Linked DNA regions of Mus musculus: region 2 is linked to region 1. A link is a loop called in an ENCODE intact Hi-C map of the cell type or tissue named here. Cell type or tissue: left cerebral cortex. All regions are shown on one strand. Region 1 overlaps Fam189a1 (family with sequence similarity 189, member A1). Region 2 overlaps Fam189a1 (family with sequence similarity 189, member A1).

Evidence for each region. Peaks named below come from ENCODE experiments on the same cell type or tissue, not always from the same donor. Only the 100,000 strongest peaks of a DNase experiment are listed, where the experiment ranks them.
Region 2: a loop joins it to region 1, with 5 times the contacts of the local background. A loop is called at or near these places in 3 of 42 quality-filtered maps.

What each region holds. Positions count from the first base shown.
Region 1 is chr7:64,776,862-64,781,861 of GRCm38, reverse strand. Fam189a1 (family with sequence similarity 189, member A1) reads left to right here. Exons shown (of 10, transcript NM_183087.4): 6 at 4,989-5,000. Among named protein-coding and RNA genes, the nearest start is that of Nsmce3, 94 kb to the left of the region's middle. In left cerebral cortex, no CTCF peak of the experiment used is centred here; DNase peaks (open chromatin) are centred at 1,114, 1,449, 2,154, 4,993 and 1 more place; H3K27ac peaks cover 3,855 bases.
Region 2 is chr7:64,837,640-64,842,639 of GRCm38, reverse strand. All of the region lies in intron 3 of Fam189a1 (family with sequence similarity 189, member A1), which reads left to right. Among named protein-coding and RNA genes, the nearest start is that of Nsmce3, 33 kb to the left of the region's middle. In left cerebral cortex, CTCF peaks have their summits at 2,298 and 2,522 (motif pointing left); DNase peaks (open chromatin) are centred at 1,150, 1,465, 2,594 and 3,083; H3K27ac peaks cover 2,108 bases.

The sequences.
Region 1 (5,000 bases):
TATATGTGTCTGTGCGTGGGTGTGTCTATGTATGTAGGGAGGGTGTGTGTCTGTGTGTCTGTGTATGTTTGTGCCTCTATGCATGTCTGTATGTGTGTATATGTCTGTCTGTATGTACATATGAATCTGTGTATCTGTGTGATACTGGAGATTGGACCCCAGGTCATGGACATGTTTGACAAGTGCCATACCAAAGCCACAGCTCCTCTAAGAAGTACTAATTCATGACAAGAACAGTATGGGGCAGCCGACCCTGTAAACATTTTGCAGGCTCCTGGTGCCCACTTCTGATAACCAAAGGCTGCTTTTTCTCTCTAAAGGCTGCTTTCAGAGAGACCTGTAGGGTACTTCGGATACACGCACCCAGCTCCTGCTGCCGAGTGTAAACGCCTTCCATAACTACTGTCTCCACGGAGGTGCTGGGCTGAGTCCCAAATGTGTGGCACAGACTGACACATTTTATTTGCTCTGTGGCCTTCCTAGCTGATTTTCAGAGCCACTGGGCTCCTGGAGTTTGCTCTGTAGTTTGTATAGGCAGCTCAAGGTCTTTACCACACCCCGGAGCTCAGCGGCACCGTTAGGACTTTAGAATTCTAAGTACCCACATCTTCCTTATAATTTAAATGCGTGTTGGGGATAATTAGCTGCAGTTAGAACTAACATCATGAATGCCTGAGACAGCAAGCGTTACTCCTGTTGTCAGAACCACTGAAGCCCAGACACTCTAACGTGCAGAAATATTAGCTGCCTGATGATACAATTCCGTTTTTTGACATAGCTCAGTAGAGATGGCGTTTGTTTTTTTTACCTCCTAAGTGTCTCCAGTGTCGTTTCTGGTTTTGTTTGTAAAAGTAATTTCGTCCCCCTCCCCCCACCCCCGTTTCCCTCAGAGCCACCTTCGCCTCAGAGGCATCCTCAGCTGTTACATAGCTTAGTTTGTCACAGTCATCTCATAGGATTGCTCTGTGTTCTCACCTCTGCTCACAGGGTTCATTAAGTAGAACCCCCTAGGAAAGGGCAGGTGGGTGTTCGCTTTGCATAGGCCTAATAAGTGTGAGCATGGAACTAGAAGGTGCGTGGGACTCTCAAGGTCATACCCCACCCGCAGGAGTTTGCTATCCAGAGAGAGCCAGAGTGCCAAAGGAAAGCTGGGGACAGCCTCTGTTCCTGGGGGTGGGGGGAGCTGGAAGGCAGTGCTGAACAGGCGCCAGGCAAATCCCACCAGGAGACATCCAGACTTTTGCCGACCAACCCCGCTCTTCACCTTGTTCCCTGCAGCAGATCAGACATGGAGACACCAGACAGAGCTAGAGACTATGACAGAGGCTTCCGTTTGAGCCTTTTGATGCTGCTGAGTGAATCTGTGACAGAGGATGGCATTTCATATTACAATCCTGGTAGCTCCAAGCAAAGGGAGCCTGAGACTGATAGGTCAGTAAAGTGCCCAAAGTCATGTGGTGCTCAGCGGTTGGCCAGTGTCTGTAGACCAGGCATTTGACTCATAGTTTGAGGTCCATTAACCTCTTCATGGTCTCCTCCAGTCTATAGAAGCTAGGCTGTGTGGGCCGAGCCTAAATTTAGGAGCTTTGTGTTGTAGGCCTTTGGAAGCTGCCCAGGGCCAAGTAACTGAAGTTCTCGGTGCCCCTTGCTTTCAGGGACCTATGTTCCCGGAAGAAGTCCCCTCCCTCCTAACAGACAGGACCTAGGGTCTCAGGAGCACACTGTTATTATATGAGTGACAAACCCAGGGTGTATCTGTGAACACCTCAGCCATCTTCCCACCCACAAGTGTACTGGTGTCTGTGTGGTTTAGATAGCCCAGGGAAGACAGAACCAGCCAGGACAGACAGAAGAGATGTCTTACAGCCCATTTCTTACCCTCCTGAGGAGATGCAGAATCACGCTTTATACCTGCCCATGTTGTTGTAGACATGAGGCCCCAGAGCAGGGAGCCTGAGTATGGAGGATGTGGGCTGGCAGACAAACCTTCCAGTCGCTGATGTTCTGCCTGGGCCTGAAGGAGGCCTGGCAAGTGAGAAGGAGCTAAGTTGCTAGAAAGAGGAAACAAAGAACGTGTGGTATGAAGGATGGCTGAACAGACCTTGTTCAAAGCAGGGGGTGTTTGGCACCGGCTGGAGGGAGGCTGGAAACTGGGTAGGATTCAGTGCGAAGAACCTTGATGATCAAAGATTTTTTTTTTGTTCCCAACAGCATGAGCTCATCTGGGCTGCTTTAAAAATAGCTCCTGCACAAGATGGAGGCTGCATCCCAGAAGCAGAGACTAGGCAGCTTGCTAGCTTTCTGAGCTGCCCTGTTGGCTGCTTCTTGGGGGCAGAAGAGCAAGAACACTACCATAGCAGAGAGGTATCCATCCATCCACTCAGCCAATGCTGGCTGAGTGTGTGCTGTGCTCCAATTAGGAAAGAATAGGGCAGTAAAACGAAGGCAGCCTGACAGTCTATGTAGTCATTATTTTCTGTTGCTGGGATTAAAACACCATGACAAAGGCAACTTATAAAGGAAAGCATCTTGAGGGGCTTACAGTTCCAGAGGGTCACAGTGCATGGCAGTAGGATGAAGATACAGTGATAAGGTGGCAGGATCAGTGGAGATGAGAGCTCACATCTCGAAGCACAAACAGGATAGGAGGCAGACAGATAAGTGGAAATAGGAAGGGAGTCTTTAAGAACCTCAAAGTCTGCCCCCATTGACACTCTTAACCCAGCAAGGGCACACCTCCTAACCCTTCCCGAACAGTTCTACCAACTGTGTTCAAACTCCTGTGTGAAAACATGAGGGCCATTCTCATGCAGACCGCCACCGAAACACAACAGGAAGTAACCACCTGGTATGTTTCTGACAGTTGGTTATCCAGGTTTGTGAAGGTGAAGGATCACAGAAAGGTGCTGAGTTTACGTGGGACCAACTACCCACTTAGAGCTGGGAGACAATAGGGATGGGAAGAGCTAAGACTGTTTTAATTCTCTAGCAGCCACTATGGGTAGGGCCTAAATGAAGCCATTGGCCAGGGAGCCTGGGAGATGTGGTCATGGAGACTTTCAGCACCAGCATCTCAGAGCAGAAGACAAAGCTCTCCGGCTTCACCTTGAGCTGCAAGGCAGACCCTGTCTTCACTGGACACACACTATCGGTGTGAGACTGGACACACACTATCCTGTGAGACTGGTGGGCTTCCTCTTAGAAAAGGCAAAAAGCCTAGGAAAAGGCTTCACTTGGCGCTGGGGCTCTGGGAGCTTCTGTAGAGATGGGGCCAGCACAGCCCAAGAGAGGCAAAGTCACTCGGAATGGGTGCCCTGGTCTTTTTAACCTTTGTCAGGCCTCTGTGTGTCGGGTGGTTTTTGCATCTCATTAGTTTTGCTTGAGTATACTTTTAGTGACTCTTCTAACGTCTGGTAGAGACTAATTAAAATATTTCCTTACTAGACCTCAAGAACACTTGTGCTCTCCTTACTTCGGAGCCATTGTGAAGCCATTGTGGAGCAGGCAGGAGATTTAACAGCTTCACAGCCAGAGGATAACAGCACACATCCAGCCCACTCACGGCCATCAACCCCCTCCCCCTTTAATTTCCAACAATTAAAGAAGCAGCAATGAGCCAGACTAACTGAAAGGGCAGGGAATGTGCTATGTGTTGGGAAGGCTGGTAGGGGCCGTTTTCAATCGGATGCGTCCCTCATTCAGATATAGCCATCAGCCCATAGCACACCGATTTCACTGCATTAGATCATATTCTGAACCCTGGACTCACCCCTGCTAGAACAGAAATTCTCCAACTCTCTGCCCCTGTGTCTGCACCAGCCCACCCTATCCCTGCCACCCACATGGTTCTTCCTTCCACACAGCCCTAGCATCGTCACTGCCTCCTATATATCCCTAGAATTATAATTGAATAGAGCCTTATTGTTTTGCCTTTTTGAAACACATCGTTCACTGGTCACCCGTTTTTGAGCCTGGATGCTCTCCTGTAGCCCCAGCCTTTGCTACCCCCTAGTCTCTGATGGTCCATTTAGATATCATCTGCTTCGTGAGTGCAGACCCCCTGTTCCCACACTGATTGGAGGAGTGTATTTGCTACCAAACCTGAGCTTAACTGTGTACAAGTGACTCTTTGTTTCTTTCCACTTACTTCACTGACATGCTATGTATGGGAAGGCCCAGAGCCCACGCAGTGTGGCTTATTTCACACCTATAGATGAAACGGTGTCTCAGGGTATTTCTGTGGAACATGCAATCTCTGGCAGGAATGACCCACGGGTGGAAAGAGAAACAAGTATTAGTACTTCTATTACAGCGATCCAGGCAGACAGCACTCATTTCATTAAAGTATGTTTCCCTTGATACTTTTAAGTGGCATCCCGTGTACCTGATTGCCCCACAGAACTTTCTGGAGCTCATGGCTAACACTCTTCACCTTTAGAGCAATGTCCTACAAAGTGTGTGGATCCCTAGACACTAGTGTTCCAAGGGGCCAGAGTGAGCTACAGGGAAGTGTGTCAGACATGCCAGGCTCGAGATACAGGCCTGAAGTACTTTGCAGGGCTTGGAAGGACTTGTGTATGGGGCATGTGTCAAGTGATCAGCACATGATAGGAACTTGCAGAGTGAGCATGCTCAAAGTCTAGCCTTTCCTCATGAAGTGCTTTTCTTCTGAAGCCTGCATGGCAAGCGTCCTTTAGCTGCACTGTTTAAGCATTAGAGTCACGGGAGTGAGGTTTCCCAGTGAGAACTGTATTAAAGAAGTTTTTAACCTCACCAAGAAAAAAAAAAAATCAAAGGTATTCTGCCTAGCAATGTGGGAAGCAGACCAGAGGGCAACTTCCAAGGTGGCCCTCTCAGAGCTGCTCTCTGTCAAGTGTGTGTTTAGTGGTCATGGCTTGGCAGCTTGAACAGTGAGGTGTGGGCACTTAGCGCCATTGGCCACCAGCCATACGAGATCTGGGATAATGCTGCTTCTCTGTGCTTTCCAGTTCTTCCCACAT
Region 2 (5,000 bases), 61 kb before region 1:
TCCTGTCTGCCTTTGGATCAAGATGTAGAACTTTTGACTCCTCCAGCCTCTGATCCTGTAAGCCAGGCCAAATTTTATCTACTATCCATTGATAATTTATATATTTTGAGGTTTGTTTGTTTGTTTTTTTTTTTTTGCTATGTTTCATTGGCTTAGCTTGTAAACTGATAATGAAATGATCTGCCATTCTGCTTGTGAGAGTGAGCGTGGGGATTTATTATGGTAAAATAGACATGATATAAATGCTTCATTTTTAACAATTTTTCATGTAAAAAAAGCGCCATTAAAGACATTCATACTATGTGCAAATAGCACCTACCCACTTCCAGAACTTTTTCATAATCTTATATCAAAACTTGATGGTCATGAATGACCTCAGGGTCCCCTCCTCCACCCAGTGGGAACCAGCACTCTGTCCCTGTGATTGCCAGTCTAGGTAACTTGTCTAAGTAGAGTTACAAAGTGTCTGTCCTTTAGTGGATGACATTTTTTTTTAAGTGTGTTTTTAAGATCTCATTTTTCTTTTTTATTGGTAAGGTTAATTATGGGAAGTGTTTGAATGTGATCCTATTGGCATCTCTTATATAAGAATAATTACAATTCACAATATGATTAGACATGTGGAATCATATACCTTGTTCTCTATGACTCACATCTTCATGGGGAGACAAAAATAAATGTGATTTTCAGCACTGCACAGAAGTTCAGTCAGCTGGTCTAAACACTGTTTCCAGGAGGTGGTCACTTCTTTACCCTCTTTCCCATGGTTCCTGGGCATGGGGAGGACACAGAGCATCATGGCAGGGGTGTGTGAACCCACTCGGAGCCACATAGCCCTGTGGGCAGTAGATTCGGCATGAGTTTGGCATCTGGGGCAGAAGACCAGGTTCCTGCCATGGGCATAGCTCTCCAGCTGCTCGTCAACAACCCCAGACTTCAGATCTCTCAGACAACTAAGCCTCTGCCTTTCCTCAGCCTGGAGGAACCATGAGGCCCCCATCTTTCTCTTTCTAAAATTGTCAGCTCTGGGGCTACACCATTCTCACTTGCCTGCTCGCCTGTCCTCTAAGCTGCTGCTCCCAAATCTCCTCATGTCTGTATCCAACACGGGGTGATGACAGAGCTCAGGAAACATTTGCTGAGTGGTGATCTGGACAGAATATTCATGGCCAATGCTGTGCGACAGTCCAGCAGGTGGCTGAAGCTGCCTAATTAGTTCCATGGGTCGATTGTGGGTTTTTTTTTCAGAGCTAACCATTTCCATGATCCACTTCCTTTATAGACCGCCGCTGGGGATGTCAGGAGCATAGGAGGGGCGCTCAGTGGCACATCTCGAGGAGGACCTTAATCTTGAGACTGCCTTAGTTTATCCAGAGCCTGTTAGTTTCTTCTGCAGGTTCATAGCAGCATTTACTACCAGTGCTCTCAGCTCTGAATACATCCAGTAACCAAGCCAACACCAATTACATAGCCACATCCTTCAGAAGAGCCTGTCAGTAACCAGGGAAACCCTGATTTAGCTTCATGACTCTGAATAGTAAATTAGAAAAGGACACAGCCTCAGGCTGGGGCAGTTAGACAGGTCTGGCTCTGAAAGTAAAGGGAGGCTTGACTGACGTGCACAGTGCTCCGGAGGTCTTGCTAGCCTTTGTTTCATGGTGGATTTTAGAAGTGCTAAAGTTTTTCTGGTTTTGCTTTTTGTTGTTTTTTAATGGTTTAGTATACCAACCACTGGTCAGGAGCAGTCTTGGCTTCTTTTGGCCTCATGAGAAATTTAGAGCTTGATTTCCACTGGTACCTTGTTATAATGATACCTACTTTGTTTTCTCCCCTGAGAATATGATTCTATTTTACTTTATCATCAAGTGAATTTGCCTTGTTGTGAACAAATAGATTTCACGGCAAAAGGGATGACTCAAAAGTTGATTCCAAGCTCAAAAGTTTCCTTGCAGAGGAAATACCCCCTAACAAAATAAATATAGTAACAACACAGTAACCCAGCAACAGTTCCAGGTAAGTGTTTCTCAGTATGCTGCCCAGATGGGCTATCTCCTGCTCATTGGACTGGTTCGTTCTGACCCATGGAGGGCCCCCATATCCAGCATGCTCCTGGTTCAAAGACAATGCTCTGACTCCCCTACCCCAGAAAAATCTCATGTTCCAACAGGGGGCAGTGTTAGGCAAATTGCTACCAGGAGAGAAGGACAGAAGGTGGGGAGAAGTGTGGTGGGGGAGGGGAAGGGGCGGGGAGCAGAATGTGTGTAGATAAGGGGCGTCTAAGCAGGTGGCCTGTGAATCGCGGGTCCACAGGTGTCTGGGAAAGGCCCGGGGCAAACTTGTGTGGTCTCGGAATTGAAGGGAAGGCCTTGTAGCCACCGCTGGAAAGAAGCGCTGGAGCTGAGGTGCCGGGCGTGTGCAGCTGTGACCTAGCTGAGTCTGGTCTTGGCTTCCTCACCAGGTCCTAGGTCCCCTTGTACTTTTGCGGTGCTTGTCGGGCAGCGCGCTCAGTAGGCCGCCCTCTGGTGGGTTTTCTTCTCTGTGATTCTAGGGCTGGGACACTAAGATCCTTCTGTCTCTAGCCAGCACCAGATGCATAATTAGGAGGCGTGTCTGTGACTGTCAGCCTCCCTCTCACAGCTGCTCCGGGGAGGACAACGGAGGAACTCAGAGGGTAACTCCCTTTCCGCTTTGCAACAGGAACTGGGATAAATCTGTTAGCATTCCAGGGAGCCCACATCACCCTGTGTGGTCCAGCTCACACCTGTTAGCCTGGATTTATCTGGTCTTCCAAGTTTCTGGCTGGTTGCCTGTGGCTTTGGACTTTGCTTAACTCCCGCTGGGACTTCATCCCCATCCGTCCTCTGTCAGCTGAGTGCTCTCCAGAGAGTGTCTACCTGTCGGGATCTATGGGATGTAGTGGGGTGAGAAGCTCCCCATTCAGGGTTTTGGGAGATGCTGCAGGTATAGGGTGATGTTGCCTTTCTCTCTACCTCTCCCAGACACTGCTGTATTCAGGCCTTCTGGAGAGGAGGGTGTTTAACAGGGGCCTTTTATAATTTACTTTCTAATTTTATTTTATGTGTGGGTGTTGTGTTTGTATGCATGTCTGTGCACCACATGCCTGCTTGGTGCTGGAGGAGGCCAGAAGAGGGTGTCAGATTCCCATGGATCTGGAGTTGCTTGCTGATGGTTGTAAGTCACTATGTGGGGGGCTGGGAAACGGACCAAGGACCCAGGAAGAGCATCAAGACAGTAGAACTGTCTCTCTACTCCCTTGAACGAGGCTTTAATGCTTGTTGGAATGTTTATGAGAGAGGTGGAGGTGGAGGAGGAGAGGGAGACCCCTCATTGTGTGGAGTCATGGCTCATTTTTAGACCGCATGAAACTGACATCCAGGCTCTATAACTGACACAGCCCTATATTGCGTCTGTCTCCCTGGGTCCCTCAGTGTGTCAGGGAAGGAGAGGTGTCTACTGCCAGGGCAATGTGCTTGGAGAGTGGACTTGACTTGTCAAGAGTAGAGTGAAACTCACAGTCTCTTCGAACCAGGCTAGACACAGACTCGTGACATCTGGAGGCCTCATCTTGATGGACTAGCGCTCCCACAAAGGCCTACAGGCCTGGAACTCAGCATTTTTACAAAAGAAACTCGAAATAGAAAATTATGTGGCGTTCCCATATTTTACCTCGAGCACAGTGTGGCCTTCCCAGCTCTGAGGAGTGAAAGAAACCTTAAGTTTGAATAACTGCCCCCCTAGCCCAAGGGCAACCAGTTGGCACTCTGCCCAACTTTTTTATTTAATGTGTATGCACCATTAACTTTGATCTATGACACAGAACCTAATGCCACTGGTTCTGCATCTTCAGATCTAAACACCCCCAGTTCATGAACACCCCAACAACACACAGCACTTAGGAGGCTGAGACAAGGGGATTTTCAAGTCAAGGCCAAAATGAGCTAGCTATACGAAATCCTGACTCAAAAGCAAAAAAGAAAGAAAAAAAATCCAGAAAATTCCAGAAAAAGATGAAATTCAAATGTGCTTTAGACTGAGTACTTTACAGAATCCATGTAAGTGAAGTGTGTAGGCATCGTGTTTGTTCTAAATTATAAATAACCTGGAGATTATTTAAAATCGAAAGGTGTAGATATGCAAATACTGTGCAATTTTTTTGTGTGTGTGAAGGACTTGGAGGGACTTGGGTATTCTGGGATTAGAGTTGAACATGTCCTGGAGTCCCAGAATTCCATGGGCATGGAATTATAACTGTAATCTGTAGGTGCTGTATGCACGTTTCCAGTTTTCCCAGAAATGCATTCACTTCTATGAGCCGTGCTTTCCTGTGGAAAAACCCAAAGCTTAGGAACTGTCCCACATTATTAAGCTTGAGACTAGAAAAAGACATTTAACTCATAAAAATGTTATGCTTTGTTGCACTGTGTTTTCAGACTAGGAAGGAAGAGATGCAATGCTACCTGGCCTGCATTTGTGTCTGGGAGTAGAGGAGAGAGGGGCCGGAGCATGAGATGAGGGAGCCTGCGTTCTGCATGTGGCCCTTGCAAACCAAGCCCTGCGTGAGGAGGGCTGGCACCTGCCAAGCTTCCCCTGGCTCCTTGCTCTGCACTCCTCACAGCACAGCTCCTGGGCTAGTGACAGTGGGGGTGGGTTAGTGCTCTTTCACATGAAGGCACAGAGATGAGACAGACCAGGCAGGGTAGGAGACACTTGATTCTTTTCCTAGAGGTGTCGGTGTGCTGTAGAATGTGACCAGTTAGAAAATTTGAGCTGGACAGCCATTTTACCCTTTGGAGTTTGTTTGTTGAGGCAAGTACCCTGTGTAGTCTGTAGTTGAAGACTTTAAACTTCTGATCCTCCTGCCTCCACCTCCCCAATCATTAAACTTTGAGAAACAGTACTTTCCTAGAGAATTTGACTATGAACCTTCCTCTTTTAGGCATCTCACTGGTTTGTCTTTTGTTCCTGTTTTTGCTTGAATC